Linked DNA regions of Homo sapiens: regions 2, 3, 4 and 5 are each linked to region 1. Evidence: read pairs that join two places in POLR2A ChIA-PET (ENCODE). Cell type or tissue: MCF 10A. All regions are shown on one strand. Region 1 holds the start of LOC124904060 (a long non-coding RNA gene). Region 2 holds the start of TMEM94 (transmembrane protein 94). Region 3 holds the start of SLC25A19 (solute carrier family 25 member 19). Region 4 overlaps GRB2 (growth factor receptor bound protein 2). Region 5 holds the start of MIF4GD (MIF4G domain containing).

The links. ChIA-PET counts read pairs that join two places held together with the same protein. Peaks named below come from ENCODE experiments on the same cell type or tissue, not always from the same donor. Only the 100,000 strongest peaks of a DNase experiment are listed, where the experiment ranks them.
Region 2: POLR2A ChIA-PET joins it to region 1 with 14 read pairs; 17 of 35 experiments call an interaction of 5 or more read pairs at or near these places.
Region 3: POLR2A ChIA-PET joins it to region 1 with 42 read pairs; 31 of 35 experiments call an interaction of 5 or more read pairs at or near these places.
Region 4: POLR2A ChIA-PET joins it to region 1 with 11 read pairs; 32 of 35 experiments call an interaction of 5 or more read pairs at or near these places.
Region 5: POLR2A ChIA-PET joins it to region 1 with 23 read pairs; 32 of 35 experiments call an interaction of 5 or more read pairs at or near these places.

What each region holds. Positions count from the first base shown.
Region 1 is chr17:75,392,058-75,396,057 of GRCh38, forward strand. GRB2 (growth factor receptor bound protein 2) reads right to left here. Exons shown (of 6, transcript NM_002086.5): 2 at 1,494-1,708. The coding sequence starts at 1,571. LOC124904060 (a long non-coding RNA gene) reads left to right here and starts at 2,006. Exons shown (of 2, transcript XR_007065909.1): 1 at 2,006-2,374; 2 at 2,758-3,355. RefSeq lists enhancers at 1,927-2,026, 1,969-2,877. In MCF 10A, no CTCF peak of the experiment used is centred here; a DNase peak (open chromatin) is centred at 1,914.
Region 2 is chr17:75,454,444-75,458,443 of GRCh38, forward strand. It overlaps TMEM94 (transmembrane protein 94), which reads left to right and starts at 2,192. Exons shown (of 32, transcript NM_014738.6): 1 at 2,192-2,308. RefSeq lists an enhancer at 1,889-1,938 and a silencer at 2,089-2,248. In MCF 10A, no CTCF peak of the experiment used is centred here; a DNase peak (open chromatin) is centred at 2,108.
Region 3 is chr17:75,287,822-75,291,821 of GRCh38, forward strand. It overlaps SLC25A19 (solute carrier family 25 member 19), which reads right to left and starts at 1,612. Exons shown (of 8, transcript NM_001126121.2): 1 at 1,533-1,612; 2 at 681-770. RefSeq lists enhancers at 757-1,258, 1,691-1,890, 1,981-2,030, 2,071-2,120. In MCF 10A, no CTCF peak of the experiment used is centred here; a DNase peak (open chromatin) is centred at 1,750.
Region 4 is chr17:75,324,812-75,328,811 of GRCh38, forward strand. It overlaps GRB2 (growth factor receptor bound protein 2), which reads right to left. Exons shown (of 6, transcript NM_002086.5): 4 at 1,087-1,209. Among named protein-coding and RNA genes, the nearest start is that of SLC25A19, 37 kb to the left of the region's middle. RefSeq lists an enhancer at 2,068-2,568. In MCF 10A, no CTCF peak of the experiment used is centred here; no DNase peak of the experiment used is centred here.
Region 5 is chr17:75,268,256-75,272,255 of GRCh38, forward strand. It overlaps MIF4GD (MIF4G domain containing), which reads right to left and starts at 2,976. Exons shown (of 6, transcript NM_001370592.1): 1 at 2,889-2,976; 2 at 1,859-1,990. The coding sequence starts at 1,940. MIF4GD-DT (MIF4GD divergent transcript) reads left to right here and starts at 3,044. Exons shown (of 1, transcript NR_036520.1): 1 at 3,044-4,000. RefSeq lists silencers at 2,543-2,612, 2,723-3,382 and an enhancer at 3,891-4,000. In MCF 10A, CTCF peaks have their summits at 2,260 (motif pointing right), 3,085 and 3,292; DNase peaks (open chromatin) are centred at 2,286, 2,536 and 2,996.

The sequences.
Region 1 (4,000 bases):
ACCATCACAAGTGGGTTATCTACAGAAAACAGTAATCACCTACAGAAACATCAAATTACCTCTCCCATACACCAATGAAAACTGAGGAATTTTGTAGTCTAAGTTAACTTTGCCCTGATCTCTAGCTGGGCATATTTTCTCTAGTTCAAGAAAATAGAAACCTAGTTTCTAGAAAATGGTTCCGTCTGCTTTCTGACAATTTAGTGTTGACTTTGAGAATACCCTCGAAAAGTGTGGTGTCACAAACACAGCTTTGAAATGAACACACAGACACAAAGTTTTCTTCTCTTTAAAGGGCTCTGCAGCATCATCTTCTATGAGGCTCAACCTACATTTCTAACATTAAGAAATTACTGGGCAGTTAACTTCAGAGTAGAACTCTACGCCTTGGGCAATGAGGGCAAAATAAAGACTATCAATAAGTCCACATAACTTAAAAGTAAAAAGACTGCACGTCCTTTTATAAAGAACCATATTTCTACATCTCCACTTGCTTTCTCTTCATAAAATTCTAAGAATTTCATTCAGGGGTAGTAAACAAATGAGGTAGCAAATTCCAACAATCAGTCTAAGGCTCAGAAGGAAAAATGTCAAAACTTGAGACACAGGGAACACTCAAACATGAAGCTTCAGCCTTTCCTCCTTTAAAGTTAACATACTCTTTGATAACACTCATCCTCGTTAAAATAAATTACACATCCAAAAGAGCAAACTGCTACAGTCAATTGGGTAAACAACATAATTAACATGTGCTGGGGGAGAGCGAATCCTCACATAAATAGTGGGGCTCAAAATAAGCTGCACATGGTATAGAAGCTGATTTTTAAACTGTCAGCAGGTTTCTTTTCGTGCAATTAGAGTTTAATATGGGGTAATTGCTCCTCAAGTTTCTTTTAAGAAAGTCGAAATCTGACTTGTACAATAGCAGGTTGCACCTTATTATTTAGAACTCCATTTGTTTTTTCACAAAGAATAAAAATACACTGAAGTTCTTTAATGAGTTTTGGTATGTACTTCTAACAACCTCTCTAAACTGGGAAAATTAATTTCTAACCTACCAAAATCATATTCCAGAACGCAAAATCCTTTGGCTATACAAAGTAAGACTAACTGAATGCTTTTACATAAATACTTCAGGTCTGGGTCTTTTTAAAAAATGCTATTTTTAAAATAAAACTCTACAGGGCAAATCAATCTACTCATATACTTCCTTTCTACAATCACATTACTTTGACTTTACTTGAAATATTACCAGTATCAACAGACAAATGAGGCATTCACACAAAGGCAGTTAAACACCACACATCACACCAACTCACTTAAGTCATATTTAATATTCTACTCAGCATCTAAAGCTCTCCAGAACAAATATGATGGTAAATGTTAAAAGTGTACAATGAAAAACACAGCTTCTTTGTGTGTAATCAGGGCGAAAGAAGGTGGGTGAGCACAGGGAGAGCGATCTCAGCATTGTGCTCGGCATCAGCACTTACCTTGAGGATGTCCCCCCTTTTGAAGCTCAGCTCGTCGTCTGCAGTAGCTTTGAAGTCATATTTGGCGATGGCTTCCATTCTGAGCGCTGCTCAGTGCTCAGCAGCCTGAAGCAGGGGGAAGGGAGTCTTCCCTGCTGAAGCAACCCAGCGCTCTGGGCTTAGCCTCGCCTCTCTTCTGGGACTCGCTCCGGCACTCTGGGACACACAATGCCACCCTGAAGCAGGAGAGGGACGATTAAGAGCAGTGGCCAGGATTGAAGGCAACCCCGCCCTGCCAATCGGCCTGCTGTCCCAGCCCCCACGCCCCCTGGCTCGGCCTGGCTCAGCCCTCCTCCCTCCCTTCCAGGCAACAGCCCCCCCCCGCCGACTTCTTCCTCTTTTCAGCCTCGGCCCCCAGGCGACTGACAGGCCTGCCGGCCAATGGCACAGCTGCCTGAGCTATTCCTGAACACACTTCCTCTTCCTTCCCGCTGGGTGTGCACTGCGTGCAGGAACCGGCTGGAGTCCCACTCAGTCTCCGCCTTTCCTCCTTTACTCCTCACAGGCTCTTCTCCAGCACCAAATACGGTCCACTGAAAGGAAGGCCTCACCCTGGGGATGGCACCTGTCTCTTCTCGGTTAAACAGGCCTGTCTCCCTCCCTTCCCCACCGCCATCCTTTCTGGTCTTCTGAGAATGCTGGCTTCCCTACTGCACAGTCAAGAGCAAGCAAAGCAAAACTCTTTGGTCTCGAGCTGCTGCACTCTTCTCGAAACTAAACCATGATCTGCTCCCAGGAGAGCAGGAGAAAGTAAATGTAGGAACTGCTTTTTCAATCCATTTACTGCTACAAGCACCGGCGGCTTTCCCCCTGCACTTCCATGTTGTGATCGGCAAGCTCAGGTAACCAGAGAAAGATCACAGCTCCAAGCTGTGTACCAGTGGAAATGGTGGGGATGACGCTCTTGCATAAGGCTCCCTTTCCCCGGCAGATCCCCAAGACTCTGGGGTCCCCACCAGGAATGAAATAAATGACCAAGGCTCAGCACTCCAGAAATAGCTCCACATTATTTCTAACTAACCTAAGGAGCAGAGCTGAAGTCCTAATCTACACTTGAAAGGAATCCCTTTTTCAGAATCTGAGCTGCCAAGTATCTTGTTTGGGAAAGAAAGTGCAGGGAGATGGTGCCCGCAGAAGGTCAAAGAGAAGTCTCTCTCACAGTCACCCTGTGCACAGCTTCTTAGAGCAAGCAGAGTATAAAACTGATGCAAACTGCATTTTGCAGGTAAAAGATTCTGTGAGAACCCTGAGATACTGTATCAGACGATGAGGAACTGGCAGTAGTACAATGAACGGTGTAGTGAAGCGTCTCCAGCCATGAATATAGGACACAACCTAGATCTGTGGATAACTAAATAAAAATAAAGCCCCGTTCTGGTTAGCTCGGTCACTGTTTTCATACTTGCTAAACAAAAGCAGAAAACAACAGAACTGGGACAGATTATTTATAGTGACACCTTTCTTGGATAATTACAACCCAGCAGCTCATTTGAGGGGCACAAGTGATTATTATTCCTTTGTTCTAAAGTTGACAATTGGGGCACTAATCAAGCATAGCTGCAAATGGACCAAGTAGTAAAGCAGTGGGGAATATTAAGATTAGACCAAGATAAGTATTATCAAAAAGAAAATAAATCGTCTGACAATGAGTCCTTCAGTCAAATTCTGAAAGCCAAACATTCTGCTGCAGGTAACTAATAAACCAAACCAATGTTTATTCCTTCAGGCCATACCTAAGATATTCCATGTGGCGCTGGCTGTAACAGGGAAAGTAAAGAAAGAGTCCCAGCAAATATTAAAAAATACAGAGGTTGATCTGCGAATATTTATACTTGTGTATCCTTAAATGCCCTTCACTTACACTCTCTGTAGTTACTTTGATCAAACTAATCCGTGTACATAATTTTAAAAGTCAGAGTATTAAAAGGCTTATGAAAAAGAGCAGCTCCCTACCAACACCCACAGGCGATCACTCTCGATTTTGTTTTTTGCTTTCTCTTTGTATTTACTTATTTTTCTTTTTTTAAATCTTGTGGTCAATGCACAAAATGGATAGAGTATTTCTAAAGAATGTGCTTTTACTGCTTTCTCAGTTTATTCCAGCCATTATCTATTGCCTGAAAGGTGAAGATTTAGTTTCCCCCGACCTATACCAGTAATATCACATATTCTGGTTTAATCAGTAGTATGTTATGAAATACTACTCACTGATAATTTAAATAATGCACTAAAACCAATCATACTTTTTGTGTTTTTTTTTTTTTCTTTTTTGAGATAGAGTTCTCTAAGATTGCCCAGGCTAGAGTGCAGTGGCATGATCTCGGCTCATTGCAACCTCCACCTCCCAGGTTCAAGCGATCCTCCTACCTCGGCCTGTAGCTGGGACTACAGGCATGTGCCAACAAGCCTGGCTACTTTTTATATTTTTAGTAGAGACGGGATTTCACCATGTTGGCCAGGCTGGTCTT
Region 2 (4,000 bases), 62 kb after region 1:
CCAGTGTGGCCAGAGGGGGCTGAGAGGTTCAAAGTGAAGTGACTGTGCTACATTTGTTAATCTTCCAAAGGCAGCCAACTAGATCTTAAGGGGTCAAGTGGAAAGATGTAATATATAGGTAGCCTGCTAGCTCAATTCAACAAATGTTAATGGATACAAGGCAGCAAGTAAGGTGCTGTGGAAACTGCTAAGATAAGCCAGCTGCCCGCAGGGAGTTTGAGGTCTTACAAAAAGAGCAATGCTGTATAAAGCAGACTTTTGCAAAGGTGGCAATGCAGACACAGAGAAGGAGGCCCAGCATTATATATAGAGAGAGTCAATGACTAAAACCCAGGGAGAGGCTGGGAGTGGTGGCTCACACTTGCGATCCCAGCATTTTGGGAGGCTGAGGCAGGAGGATTGCTTGAGGCCAGGAGTTTGAGACTAACCTGGGCAACATAGCAAGACCCCATCTCTATAAAAAATAAAAAAATTAGCTGGGTGTGGTGGTTCGCACCTGTAGTCCTAGCTACTCAGGAGGCTGAGGTGGGAGGATTGCTTGAGCCCAGGTGTTCGAGGCTGCAGTGAGCTATGATGGCACCACTGCACTTGCCAGACTGGGTGACAGAGTGATACCCTGCTCTAAAAATAAATAAATATGTACATACATACAAGAAAAAATAAAAGTCAAGAAAGGTAGCATTTGAGGTGGGCCTTTAGGTTGATTAAGTATTTATTTGCATGCTGGCTTTACTGATAAGAAAGAACCGTCAGGCTGGGTGCGGTGGCTCACGCCTGTAATCACAGCACTTTGGCAGGCCGAGGCAGGTGGATCACCTGAGCTCAGGAGTTTGAGACCAGCCTGGCCAACATGTTCAAACCCTGTCTCTACTAAAAATACAAAAATTAGCTGGGTATGGTGGCAGGCACCTGTAATCCCAGCTACTCCGGAGGCCGTGGCAAGAGAATCACTTGAACCCGGGAGGTGAAGGTTGCAGTGAGCCGAGATCAAGCCATTGCCCTCCAGCCTAGGCGACAAGAGCGAAACTCCGTCTCAAAAAAAAAAAGAAAAAAAGAACCTTTAAAGCAAAGCGTAGGGAACCAACCATGTGACGAAGGAGCAGAGGTGGAAAGGTCTCTGTCACGTTTAAAGAATGGTGGTTAATCTATGTGGCTGCAGGAATAGTTTAGCCTGTGGGGACTTAGACCTGGAAACGTATGTCTGAGTCAATTTATGAAGGACTTTGAACATCAGGCAGAAAGATTTGGACCTATTTGCAAAGGTGAACTATCAGTTTTTGTGTGCAGGTTAGTGACATGATTCTTATGGCGTTTTAGGCAACAGCTAAACTGGGTCATACAAGATTAGGTACTAAAATGCCATCTTCTTGTCCAGCTGAGAAAGGGATTTTAATTACGTAATTAAACTCATGAATGTGGGAAGGGGCTCTTACTTCACAAGGCCAACCTCAGCTCTTTCCCAATTATATAAACAAGTTTTTGTTTGTTTTTTTGTTTTTGTTTTTTTTAAACAAGCCTTCCAGACTTAGATCTCTGGGAAAAGAGAAGTAAATACTGACACAGGCTTGCTTTGTTTTCCCAAGAGAGGTCTCCCAGGCGATTTATCTAATTACCTAGAAAAAAAATTTAACTTGTTTTTCCCTTTAGATTTCAGCCGAGCTGGAAGCGGGAGGGGGGAATTGCAGTATTGCCTTAGATTTTCTAGATTTGGTTTGGACGCAATATTCGTCCTGAGGGAGTCCCTCCAAGGCCTCTCGGAGCGGGCAGCCTCTAGGCATTTGTTCAAGGCAACAAGGAGGGAGCTTAGAAGAACTTAAGAGAGGCGGGGAGCTCTGCAAAGGGCTTATTTTAAAAAGAAAGGGAAAAAAGGTGGGGCGCGCCGTCTATCTTTTTAGAATAATTCTGTAGGAAAACGAATCGGAGGTAAAGCCATGCCCTCTGGTCAGGGTTTCTGGACTAGAAACTGCCTGAGCTTTACGCACAGGAAAGGACAGTGGCTCTTCACTCTCCCGGCCGCATCACTCGGCACCTAATTCCGCCAGGCTCCCAGAGGGGCGGTTGCAGCTACAGCCTAGCACGCCGCGTAGCCAATAAGAAGCCAGAATTCCCCCTATTCTCAAATCCTGACCAATCGGTGGCCTGAACTTTAGCTCTCTGGCCGGCGCCTCTGTTGCCCGGAAGGGAGGCAAGCCCCCTTAGAGTTGCCAGTAACGGACATGGCTGCGGCCCCCGGAGGAGGGGACGTGAAGTGAGGAGGGGGTTGGGAGGGGAGAGGACGCGGGCGAGGAAGACCAGCCCCGGGGCCCCGGTAAGTACGAGAAGGCCCGTGGCCCGAAAGTGGGGAGCAAGGGGGCGTGGGGCTCGGCCTTGCGCGTCCTTTGGATTCTTGGCCAAGGAAAGGGGAGTCTGGGGTCTGCACCCAGAGAACGGCTTAAGGGGATGCCTCCTGAGGGGGAGTCCAGGGACTGGCTCTAGTCTCCAGCTCTTGACCATTGCCTTCCCCCGAGTCTTCAGACTCTTGCTCTCAGCCCTGGATTGGTCCATTGTGGGGTCTCTCGCCAGAAATAAAGCCTCTCGCCAACAAAGAATCCCTGCCCCAGGTCTGTCGTGCCTAGGCCCTGGCCCAGAGGGCTCCCAACGCCGACGCCCTGAGTATTTATTTCGAGGCCCCTGGGAGTCCTCATCCCCGACCTAAATAAAGACCGTTGTCCCGCCTGCGCGCGCTCTCCGCAGCCGCCCGGGGTCCTCGCGCGGCCGTCCCCAGCTGGATGGAGCCGGCCGAGGGGCTCCTGGCAGCCATCCCTGATCTTGCAGTTTGGAGCGGGCTTTTTTTTCTTTCCGCCTTTCCAGAAGCGTTTTCAGGCTCCTCGGAAGCTCACCATCCATGCCATCGGATAAAGTGACTCCTGTGGAATGCCCTCGTTCCTGTACCGCACACCCCTGGAGCCCAGGTCTCCTGGTTCCTAGCATGCCACGATGCGGCCCCTGCCCGCTGCCCAGCGCCAGATGCAAGCAAAGCCCCGCTCTTTCATTGGTGTGTCACCGCGGGCTAAACTTTGGCGTTGCCTTGGTCACGTGCTGCTACATCCCACCCTCTCTCCTGAGTTTTTCGGTGGCTCTTGAGGGAAAAAAGGAGGGAGCTCGTTATGGAATCTGTTTTCCTTCTGCTATGTGGGTGTATGCATTGGAGAGAAGGATCTTTTTCTCATGATTTATCCAAGACGCTCAGCTTTAGTGACATAGTTGTTATTCCGCAGGTAATCTTGGAAGATGGAAGCAGGGAGGGGGCAGTTTTAACATTTTCATTTTGCAGATGTGGAGATTGTTCGGAGAGGCAAGGCCAGGGTCACCTAGAGCCAAACTAGAATCCGAAAGTCCAGGGGCTTGAGTTCTTTATCCGCTAGACCTAGTTGTTTCCTAGGTGTGACCTGAGGAGATCAAGTTCCCTGACTCCCCTGAGCTCTTGCAGGGTGGCTCTGGGCATTAAAAGCGATGGGCATTAAAAGTAGGATCCTCCTATGCTTCCTGGCAATGACTAGGGTCTTCATACCTGGTTTGCATTCAGTAATTTTAAGAAGCCAGCAGGTAGTTCTCTGGCAGACTTCTTGTATTAATATTCATTGTAGTCTCTGTCTGTATTGGGGGCGTAAATTATTTTAGTGATTCTCAGGGCAGCGAGAGGCAGAGTAAGAGGAAGGTATGCCTCTTCCTTGGTTTTTGGGAACCATTACAGTGTCATTAGAGATGTTATTAACAGGAACGCGTTGCATACAGGAACAGCGTGGAGGCAGAAAAAGATTGAGAGCCATTGAAGAGAGAAGAAATGGCACTGTGGTATCTCTTTATAGTACTTTTGGCAAAAGAAGAGCTGATCTTGGTATTCTGAAGAGGTAGTTTAAAAAAAAAGTTAGATCCTGAGGCATAACTAAAAGAATACAAATAAATAAAAAAATTTAAAGCAATGGCACTAGTAAGGTTCAAAAGAGTCAAAGTAATGCCT
Region 3 (4,000 bases), 100 kb before region 1:
GGCACAGTGGGGCCATGCTACGCTAGCAAATGATGCTCCTGGCCAGGCACCGTGGCTCACGCCTGTAATCCCAGCACTTTGGGAGGCCGAGGCGGGTGGATCGCCTGAGGTCAGGAGTTCAAGACCAGTCTGGCCAACATGGTGAAACCCTGTCTCTAATAAAAATACAAAAATTATCTGGGTGTCGTGGTGGGCGCCTGTAATCCCAGTTACTTGGGAGGCTGAGGAGGGAGAATCACGTGAGCCTGGGAGGCAGAGGTTGCAGTGAGCTGAAATCACGCCATTGCACTCCAGCCTGGGCTACAGAGTGAGACTCCGTCTCAAAAACAAAAAAACAAAACAAAACAAAAAAGAAAATGACGCTCCTGGGCTCCCCTGACTCAGACCTACTGACCTCTTCAGCCTCACTCTGGACCACTCTTCCCCTTCCCTCATTTAACCAGAGTGGTCTGACTGCTTCTGCCCAGTTCCTGGAAAACTCGGGGAGCACTCCTATCAATTGCCTTGCCTCTACTCCTCCAGTTCCCTACGTCTGAAATACAGCCCCACTCTCAGCCCCTACTCACTTTTTCAAGGCTAGCTCCTCTCATCCACCAGAGCTCAGCTAAAAAGCATCCCTTCCAGGAGATGTACTTTTTTCCTTTTTTGTAAAAACAAAAAACAAAAACAGTAATACCTACATACGGTCTGTAGAGTTGTACAAAGCATAGAAAGAAGTCTGTAACCACACACATCAACAGGTAGTTGGTAACTGATCACAGGGAGAAGGGCTGAGAAGGGAAAAAGGAAGGTAGACCTGTCGATAATTCTATACTGTTTGAATTTGTTATGGCAAAAAAAAAAAAAAAAAATCCCTAAAACTAGCCTTCAGAATTACCCTAGTTCTTGAATACTTGTAGTAGTGGGGGTGGGGGTGGGGGAGGAGGGGAGATACTACCTACAGGATGGCAGCCTCCACCCCAGACATCAATTCCTTTTCTCCTCTCACCCACCCTGGAACTCCTCCCCAGGCGCCCATGAGGAAGTTTAAACACGCGGCAAGCGACTGAGAGGCAAAACCTCTCCAGGGGTTACCCAGGGACCGCTCAGGTCACACTGAGCAGCGTGTTTCCCGCCCATCTGGGCAGAAAGGAGGAGCAAGCCCGAGTGGCAGGTGTCCTGGATCGCTGTCAGGAGACCGGAGCATACCAGGCTCTTCCTGGTGTTCGGGTGCCCATGTGCCCAAGGGCTCAGCTGAGCAAATCTGCAGAGGTCCCCGTGTGGGTACCTAGGTGTCCACGTGTGCCTCGGGGTGTGTTTTTTCTCCTTGAGTCCGAGGGGACGCCCTGGAGCTCAGGTGCTCAAGGGCGTGCGCGGGGCTCGGCCGCCGGTGTCCCTGGAGATGCTTCTCTGGTCTGGTGTGACACGTGTGTACACAGTCCCCGCCCTCTCGTGAGCGCCCGGGTGCGTGTGCTCCCTCCCGACCACCCTGAGGAGCGAGGGTGCTGGTCCCCGAGAGGGCGGCGAGAAGGACGGAGGTAGAGGTTACTCACACGGCTCGGCGGGTGCGGCCCGGCTCAGCGCTCTCCGCTCTCTCTAGCTCCTCGCGCAGTCTTAACAGCAAAACTCTACTGAGCTCGGACGAAACTGGCGGGCTCCTGGGCCAATCACCGTGCAGCTCCCCGCCAGACGCTGGACCAATGGTTGTGCGCTTGAGGTCTGGCAACCGCCTCCCGCAAGATATCACCGGGTAATGTAGTCCTTCGCGACCAAGGGCAGGACAGCTGGACGGCGCACAGCTTCCTGGGAGATGTAGTCCGGCTGCTCGCGGGCGCGCGAGTTCGACCGACGCGTTAGAAGGAGGTGCCTTGCGAAGCCGGGCTGCGACCTTAGGGGTCGCCGTGCTCTGGCGTGTGACTCGAAAGTCAGCCTGCAGGCGGGGTCCAAGGTTAGGGCGCGGTAGACTTGACCCGCTTTCCTCAAACTCTGTTAATGCCAGAACCCGGATAATCTCAACTTGGTAAAGATGGCAGGAAGCCTAGCAAAAAGCTGGAGGACGTCGGGAAGAGAATAGATGAGAACAGTCCCCTCGGGGACGGGGAAGGCAAAAACACGAGTGTCCCCCCCTCTCACCCCGAGTTTTAGTATTTCTCATTATAAAAGTAATATTAAAAGTATATAGACAGAAAATATAGAAAGGAAGGAGGAAATGACTCATCCTACCGCCCGCACACAACTAGCGTCACGGTTTTGCGCGACAGTATTGCCTCCTGACTTTTTAATTGCATTTTTATATTCGTGTTATCATTTTGACGCACAATTTTAAGACATTTTTATTGTAGAAAATTTCAAGATACACAGAAGTGGAATAACCCGATGAAGCCGCGTAGAGTCGCTCTCCGACCTCAGCAGTTACGCGACTCATGGGGCAATCTTGTTTCCTCTATTTCTGCACCTACCTCGCACGCGCTGCCCAGCGTTATTCTGAAGTAAATACCATCACGTGTTTTCACCAGTAAATATTTCAGTATGTGTCTTTAAAGGACAAGCATTCCCTTTTTAATACGTATACATTATGCTTCACACACACACAAAACTGTCACTCCGACCCCCCAAAAAAACTTTTAATATCAAATATGAATTAGTGTTTACACTTTTCTGAAAGAAAGAAATGTTCTTCTTTTTTTTTTTTTTTTTTTTTTTTTTTTTTTTTTTTTTTTTTTGAGACAGTTTTGCTCTTGTCGCCCAGGCTGGAGTGCAATGGTGCTATTTCAGCTCACTGCAACCTTTGCCTCTGGGGTTCACACGATTCTCCTGCCTCAGCCTCCCGAGTAGCTGGGATTACACGCGTGCACCACTATGCCCAGCTAATTTTTTGTATCTTTAGTAGAGATGGGGTTTTGCCATGTTGGTCAGTCTGGTCTCAAACTTTTTTTTTTTTTTTGAGACAAGAGTCTCACTCTGTCACCCAGGCTGGAATGCAGTGGCACGATCTCGGCTCGGTGCAACCTCCACCTCCCGGGTTCAGGTGATTCTCCTGCTTCAGCCTCCTGAGTAGCTGGGACTACAGGCCTGCACCACCATACCCAGCTAATTTTTGTAGTTTTAGTAGAAACGGGGTTTCACCATGTTGGCCAGGCTAGTTTTGAACTCCTGACCTCAAGTGATCCACCCAGCTCGGCCTCCCAAGGTTCTGGGATTACAGGTGTGAGCCACCGTGCCTGGCTGAAATGTCCTTCTTAAAACAAGTTGTTTGCTTTTCTTTCTTTTTTTTTTGAGACGGAGTCTAGCTCTGTCCCCCAGGCTGGAGTGCAGTGGCGCGATCTTGGCTCACTGCAAGCTCCGCCTCCCGGGTTCACGCCATTCTCCTGCCTCAGCCTCTCCAAGTAGCTGGGACTACAGGCGCCCGCCACCACGCCCGGCTAATTTTTTGTATTTTTAGTAGAGATGGGGTTTCACCGTGGTCTCGATCTCCTGACCTCGTGATCTGCCCGCCTCGGCCTCCCAAAGTGCTGGGATTACAAGCGTCAGCCACCATACCCAGCCACAAGTTTGCTTTTCTAAGTGACAGAGCTCAGAAAACAAACAAAAATGTTTGTCTGAATTGAGATCTTGGTTGGGTGCAGTGGCTCACACCTGTAATCCCAGCACTGGGAGGCTGAGGTGGGTGGATTGCTTGAGGTCAGGAGTTCAAGACCAGCCTGACCAACATGTGAAACCGCGTCTCTACTAAAAATACAAAAATTAGCCAGGCATGGTGGTAGGCGCTTGTAATTCCAGCTACTTGGGAGGCTGAGGCAGGAGGATCACTTGAACCTGGGAGGGAGAGGTTACAGTGAGCCGAGATCGTGCCACTGCACTCCAGCCTGGGCAACAGAGTGAGACTCCGTCTCAAAGAAAAGAAAAAGAGTTGAGATCTGAACTGAACATTGCAACTGGAAGTCCTTTTAAAAATCTATTGTTTTTCTCCACTTTACTTTTTTTTTACTTGAAATTTGTTTTCTTTCATTTCCTTTCATTT
Region 4 (4,000 bases), 67 kb before region 1:
CAGCCTGTAATCCCAGCACTTTGGGAGGTCGAGGTGGGTGGATCACCTGAGGTCAGGAGTTCAAGACCAGCCTGGCCAATATGGCAAAACCCCATCTCTACTAAAAATACAAAAATAAGCCGGGCGTGGTGTCAGGCACCTGTAATCCCAGGTACTCGGAGGGTGGGGCAGGGAGAACTGCTTGAACCTGGGAGGTGGAGGTTGCAGTGAGCTGAGGCATGCCATTGGACTCCAGCCTGGGGGACAGAGCGAGACTCTGTCTCAAAAATAAGTAAATAAAATAAAAGGAAAATGGTTTTCTATCCCCCATTCAAAAACAAAACAATCTTAATGTAATCTAAACTAAGTAGTGATCTGAGTGTTGAATCTAATTACTTCTTTATATATAACTGATGAAGTGATCTGCCGGACTCCTGGGGAGGGTCCTATGATAATACATTAACTAGAAAATAACTGAAAGTAAAAAACATGGAAATAACAATTTAATTCAAAATCCCGACTTCACAGCTGAGGTGTGAATTGTTTAGAATCTTCAAGTGCTGGTTTCTATTCTCCACACTCTCCATGGCGGCAGAACTTCCTGTCTTCTCCATTCCCTGCTTACCCGCTCCCTTTCACACCTGAACTTTCCACCGGGGAAATGCAAGCCCCACATCCCCTGCAGCAGCCTTCTTAAGTGACTGTGAGGGCCTAGGATGGGGCTGGTTGATTTAAGTCAGTGGACCTGAGCAAGGCAAGCCAAGGCAGCCGACAGGCGCTCCACTATCCCATTAGAGAGAGCTGCGGGAATCCCTTGGAGGGCAGAAGCTCAGGAGTGCTGGGCACTAGGGAAAACTGGCAGGCTCCAGCTGGCTGCAGGGAGCTGCTGCTCACCTCCTGAAGGCTGTGTCCACATGGGAATCTACATCCAGTGCTTCTAGAACTCATTTTGAGAGGAGCCAGAAATTAGGATTTTAATGTGAAATGAAGAAACTGTTTAGGCTAAGCCTCCACCATTTTGTGTGTAGCCAGGCACCTGACCAACGGCTTCACAATTTGGATCAGTCAGAGACAGGATTCCAGGCAACTGCAGCAGGAAATACTTACTTGACAGAGAGGGAGAAGTCCCCAGGAGCGCTCTCACTCTCTCGGATAAGAAAGGCCCCATCGTGCCGCTGTTTGCTAAGCATTTCTTCTGCCTTGGCTCTGGGGATTTTGCCAAAAAACCACCTAAGGAAGGAAGGCAAGCTGGTCAACATCTGCTTCCCCACAAAGAAACGGGATATCCAGCCTTCAAAATGTGAGTAACACAACACTCCTTGCCAGAGGAAGGGGCCTCCCTCCTCATCCTCCAGCCTCACAGTGCCCAAGATCGACACTGGGTTGGGTCCCCAGAGATGGACCTTCAAAGGTCTTTAGCCTACTCCATTTCCCAGAAAGCGACTCACCAAGGCACTAACCGTGGGTCACTCTTTCTATAGAGGGAGACATTTGAAAATGGGCCCCCCAGGCCAAAGCCCACTGGACTCCCTACTGACTCATGACAAAGGCGCCTGGGGAAAAGCTCAGGCCTTTGGGCTTGGTGTACGGGATGAACTGCCAAGGAGAGACTGGCCCCTTCCTGCAGCCATGTGATAAGATCACAGCTTCACCACAGTGGGACTAAGGGAAAGTGGGGAGGAAACCTGGACGGCCAGGAGCTGGAGGCAGGGTTACTTTTGCTAACAGCCCAAAGGCAAAAGGTTCAGATAGTATGAGGGTGCCTCTACCAGTAACTAAGGTCAGCATTCCTCTCAAGGCCTGCCTCTGGGGCCACTGCTCAGAGTTCAGCTTTCAGAAGCCACCAGGAATATTGTAATTTACCATATGCTCAGCAGCTAGCTGCAAAATTCAGATTTTTGAGGCAAGTTGCAGACTCTTCTGCTCCCAATTGCTGATTCACCTTGGCCAGAAGAAAAAGTGGCTAAATTCATGAAAAACTGTGAAGCAACTGGCTGTGGCTTATCAAGAGGAAGAGGAGAGGAACACTTCTACAAGAGCTTCAAGTCAAGCTGCCTCACTATTTCAAATGAAAACTATAATTAGGAAGAAGAAACTGTGAAAACCATGTTCTCTTCTCAAAATTGTCTTTAGTTATCATTTTTAAAAGCAAAAGTTATAGCAAATAAAGACCTATAAACATGGAAACTGGCATTCATTTAATATGCTAATTATAATATCAAAAGTCCTTTTAATGGACCAAATAGTCCATTAAAGTTGTAAATCTAACTTACATATCTTTTCTTTTTTTTTTTTTTTGAGGAGTCTAGCTCTGTCACCCAGGCTGGAGTGCAGTGGCACGATCTCGCTCACTGCAAGCTCTGCCTCCCGGGTTCACGCCATTCTCCTGCCTCAGCCTCCCAAGTAGCTGAGCAGCTGGGACTATACATAGGCGCCCGCCACCATGCCCGGCTAATATTTTGTATTTTTAGTAAAGATGGGGTTTCACCGTGTTAGCCAGGATGGTCTCGATCTCCTGACCTTGTTGATCCGCCTGCCTTGGCCTCCCAAAGTGCTGGGATTACAGGCATGAGCCACTACGCCCGGCCCTTTTTTTTTTAGATAGAGTCTCACTCTGTCATCAAGGCTGGAGTGCAGTGGCACGATCTCGGCTCACTGCAACCTTCGCCTCCTGGGTTCAAGCAATTCTCCTGCCTCAGCTTCCCTAGTAGCTGGGATTACAGGCGGCCACCACCACGCCCAGCTAATTTTTGTATTTTTAATAGAGACGGGGTTTCACCATATTGGCCAGGCTGGTCTTGAACTCCCGACCTCGAGATCTGCCCGCCTCAGCCTCCCAAAGTGCTGGGATTAAAGTCGCGAGCCACCACGCCCGGCTAATTTACATATCTTACTTATAAGCAACCATATTGGAAGATGTACCTAAAATAATATACTATACTCAAATTCAAACAGAAAGATGTGATCTGCTAGGAAGGATACACTTAGAAGCTGCCCTTAGTAACTTTGTCCTTGTGTGTGTGTGTCAGCCTCTAGGGACTCTTAGTAACTCTGAATAGTCTGACATCTACCTGCTTGGAGTCTTTCTCATTTTGCATACTCTACTGCCAGGATGCTGAGGAGCTGGGACAATAGATCCTCCTGCTTCTACAAATAACTCAAGGCTAGGGCCTGCAGTGCCTGGAAATCAGGCCACACAAGAGAAATCACATATCACTAGAATAGAATGCTCTCTAAATATAAAAGGACAGGCTGGGCCCGGTACCTCATGCCTGTAATTGCAGCACTTTGGGAGGCTGAGGTGGGGTGAATCACTTGAGGTCAGGAGTTTGAGACCAGCCTGGCCAACGTGGTGAAACCCACTCTCTACCAAAAATACAAAAATTAGATGGGCACAGTGGTGGGCACCTGTAATCCCAGCTACTCGGGAGGCTGAGGCAGGAGAATCACTTGAACCTGGGAGGCAGAGGTTGTAGTGAGCCGAGACTGTGCCACCGCACTCCAGCCTGGGCGAAAGAGTGAGACTCTGTCTCAAAAAAATATATAAATAAATAAAATAAAAAAGGAGGCTGGGTGCGGTGGCTCAATGCCTGTAATCGCAGCACTTTGGGAGGCCGAGGTGGGCGGATCATCTGAGGTCAGGAGTTCGAGACCAGCCTGGCCAACATGGAGAAACTCCATCTCTACTAAAAATACAAAATTAGCAAGGCGCGGTGGCGCATGCCTGTAATCCCAGCTACTCGGGAGGCTGAGGCAGGAGAATCGCTTGAATCTCCGGGAGGCAGAGGTTGCGGTGAGCCGAGATCGTGCCATTGCACTCCAGCCTGGGCAACAAGAGTGAAACTCCATCTCAAAAAAATTAAATAGGCCGGGTGTGGTGGCTCACGCCTGTAATCCCAGCACTTTGGGAGGCCGAGGCGGGCGGGTCACAAAGTCAGGAGATCGAGACCAACCTGGCTAACACGGTGAAACCCTGTCTTTACTAAAAATACAAAAAATTAGCCAGGCGTGGTGGCAGGTG
Region 5 (4,000 bases), 120 kb before region 1:
TCTAAGAATTTGAGATATTTACAGTAGAGCACTCATATGCTTGAAGTGAAAGAGATCAGAAATCATACAGAGGACAGTGGCTCCAGTGGTGCAATTGGTTAGCGCATGGTACTTATAAGAAATCATGGCCGGGCGCAGTGGCTCATGCCTGTAATCCCAACGCTTTGGGAGACCGAGGTGGTTGGATCACCTGGGGTCAGGAGTTTGAGACCAGCCTGGCTAACATGGTGAAACCCCATCTCTACCAAAAATACAAAAATTAGCCAGGTGTGGTGGCTCGTGCGTCATCTCATGTCATCCAAGCTACTTGGGAGGCTAGGGCAGGAGAATCGCTTGGACCTGGGAGGCGGAGGTTGCAGTGAGCCGAGATCATGCTATTGCACTCCAGCCTGGGCGACAAAGCAAGACTCCGTCTCAAAAAAAAAAAAAAAAAGAAAAAAATAAAAGAAATCATACAGAGGGCCTGGTGTGGTGGCTCATGCCTGTAATCCCAGCACTTTGAGAGGCTGAGGCGGGTGGATCACCTGAGGTCAGGATCAGGAGGTCAAGACCAGCCTGGCCAACATGATGAAACCCCGTCTCTACAAAAATACAAAAAATAAGCTGGGCACGGTGGCGGGCCCCTGTAACCCCAGCTACTTGGGAGGCTGAGGCAGGAAAATTGCTTGAACCTGGGAGGCGGAGGTTGCAGTGAGCCAAGATCGTGCCATTGCACTCCAGCTTGGGCAAGAAGAGCGAAACTGTCTCAAAAAAAAAAAAGGGAAAAGAAACCGTACAGAGGACAGTAACCATACAAACAGCTTTAGCTGTCTTGTCTTCTGGTTGCCCAGTCAGAGAAAATGGGGAGGGTTATGTGGCTAGTAGGGACCAATCAAAGTAAGAATGTAGTTTCTCAGGAAACACATCTTTTCCTGGCACTAGGTTGAGGAAGGAATACTGACCAGGACATGCCTCCAACAGCAATTTCACAAGAAAAAGTGTTCTTATACTACACACATGCAAACCCCCAACAAGAGAGGGCCACATAGGGCCTCCCAACAGGCTCGGCTTGACACATGATGGGTGTTGCTAATTATTAGTTGAAGACAAACCTCTGTACTGCGTGTTACAGCGGGAAGGCATCAGGCGAGAGCAATTACTATAGCTCCTCTGGCAAACGGAATATTCTCCATCTTCTGTCTCAAAGCAGGCAACTGTGCATTCAAGAGACGGGGCTATGGCAGCACAGAAACCAGCAATTCAAATGTAAGCGCTTCAAGGGCAGGAGCCGTGTTCTTTTTTTTATGGTTAAACTTTTTTTTTTTTTTTTTTTTTTTTTTTTTTGAGACAGGGTCTCGCTCTGTAGCCAGGCTGGAGTGCAGTGGCAGGATCATGGCTCATGGCACCCTCACCCTCCCAGGCTCAATCAATCCTCCCACCTCAGCATCTTAAGTAGCTGGGACCACAGGTGCCTGCCACTATGCCCGGCTAATTTTTCTTTTCTTTCTTTTTTTTTTTTTTTTTGTAGAGATGGGGTTTACACCATGTTTCCGGGACTGGTCTTGAACTCCTGGACTCAAGCAATCTGCCCACCTTGGCTTTCCAAAGTGCTGGAACTACAGACATGAGCCACTGCGCCTAGCCCTATGGTTAAACTTTTAAAACAGTCTTTACAGTCTGAGAGGTGACTGTGATTCATACTCCAAAATAATGGCCTCAATGTAGCTTGTCTTCCAGTTCAAGAATTACGTTGCCGACTCCTATCGTCAGAGAATGAGGGGAGGGGTGGAGGCATTCACCAGGCTCAGCCTCTGGTGCTGCCCACAGGGGCCCTTCTCTGTAGCTCCTGACCCCAGCTCAGGAGGGGTCCCGTGCTCACCTTTGAGTGCTGTCTTCAGCAGCTGCTGGGTCTCTGCATCAAAGGACTGGATTTTATACTCCTCTCTACTGGGCTCCCCCATGACTAGCCAGCCCCGGTAGCTCTTGACTGGGCTGGGAATAAGGACAGCACCTGAGGAGAAGAGGCGAAGGGAGCGGCCTCAGGTGTGGAGCGCAGGGCGGGTTCCGTCCTGCAGGCCCTGGACGGGGCTGACGGCGCGCTCGGGACAGGGACTCCTGGGCGGTCCGTGGCGTGCGGTGGTTGGCTGAAGGCCCACCAGGCTTGGCTTCTGGTGGGGACTGGGCATCAGCCAGGCACCTGCTGCTCAGTTTAGAAATCCCTCGCTTGTGGGATTACACAAGAGCGAGAAGCTGAAGCAGGAAAGCGCCCACCCTCCAGTCCCAGCAGGAGGCAGGAGTAGACTGGGGCAGGGTGTGTGCGGGCGGACGTTACAGTTGCTTAAATAAACCGGCCTGACGTTGCTGGCCCAGGAAGATGCCGGGTGAGGGCCAGGCTGGGAACTCCAAGCGGTGCGACTCTGTCCCCAGCAGGTCTCCGAGCCCCTCTCCCCAACCCTCTCTTTCTGGCTTTCGCCGAGTCCTTCGGTCTCAACACCCGCCGCTGCATCCCCCGGATGGGGCCGGCCTGCGTGGGTGGGGACGCAGGCGCCCTGTCCGCCGCCCCTGCCGGGAGCAGCCTGAACTCCCCAGACCCGTGCCAGCTTCTCCCTGGGACAGGCTGGTCGGATCGGCTCCCGAGTGGCAGTAACCCGGCCCTACGCACTCGAGACTCCTAATTCCTGAGCTCCATTCTGGAGCCTTCCTCTTACTGGGGGGCAGGATGATGCGCCCCGGAGAGGTGGCTCCCGCCGGAGGCTCCCCTCTGGCCGTAGGAGGCGCCTTTAGGGTCTCCAGCCCTCGGCCGTTCCCCCCGCGCCCGGAACGCCCCTCCCGGAGGCACAGGGCGGGCTGCGGAGCCCACGGCCCAGGGTCCCGCGGGCGGGAGAGGCGGCGTGGGAGCCGGGACCCACCTGCCGGGCCGGTGGCGCGCGCGCGTGCCCGGGGCCGCTCGGCGCCTGGGAGCGCGCAACCAGCGTCCGGCGCTGCGGGGCCCGCCGTGAGCTCATCTCCTCGCGCGGCGCCGGGGAAGGGTCGGCTCGCCCGCGCCACCTGCCGGGCCCCCGGGGCACTGCCCTGGCCTCCAGGCCGCCCCGGAAGCCGCGCCGCCTGCGTGGGACCCTGCGACGCTGCCACCCAGCCGCAAGCGGAACTCGCTTGGCTCGTCACCCCTTCACCCGGTGCGCCTGGGCCGTGTCCGGGCCCACGCCGGACCCGCCGGCACCTCGATCTTGCGCGTGGCCCCGCACCCAGCCCTCCCCGGAGCTCAGGTGCACTGGGCCGGGAGACACCGCTGGGCTGCGCGGCGTGGGAAGAGCCTGCAGAGCGCGTGGTGGGGACCTGGTGGCAGGAGGAACAGCATCAGCCCTGGTCGCACCACTTTCCCCGCTCCCCCAACCCAGGTAGAGAAGGCAGGGGCTGCAGGGCCGGGGCCAGCCACAACCCTCTCCCGCTCCAAGGAGGACATGGGCGAAGCGAGTTTCAGGTCATAGGGGCAGCCCCGAGAAAGGGGCCCCATTGGCAACTCGCGGCCGTCGGTTGTTGCGAATGCCCCTGAAGTGGCGCGGACCCCACCGCCCGGCGTCTGCCCTGGGTGACAGGAGGGCACCTAGAAGTGGGGGAAGAACTGCCGCCGCTCCTGCCGCGCGACCGGGAGGAGCGCTGCCGGCGCTGCCCGCGTTCTCGCCTCCTTTTAAAAGAACCGCCAAAGTGGTCACCGAAAACGGAGGAGGAAGAGAACGCTCAGCTGCAGCAAAAGAAACCAATGGGCAGGAAAGATGAAGAGAAGAAACTTTAACGGAATTTCATAAAAAATGCATTCAGGCAGCTGCATCCTCGTGGCCCCCGCCGCAGCCTGGACCTTGGGAACCAGCAGCCCAGAGCCAGGAAGCCCCAGCATTCAGGGCCCAGACAGACCCCAAAATCCCAGACCAGAGGCAGGGAAGGATGGTGCGAGGAGGAGCCCAGGACCCACACGCCAGGGCCAGGGCCAGCGCCGGCTCCCAGTGGGTGCCTCTTTCCAAGG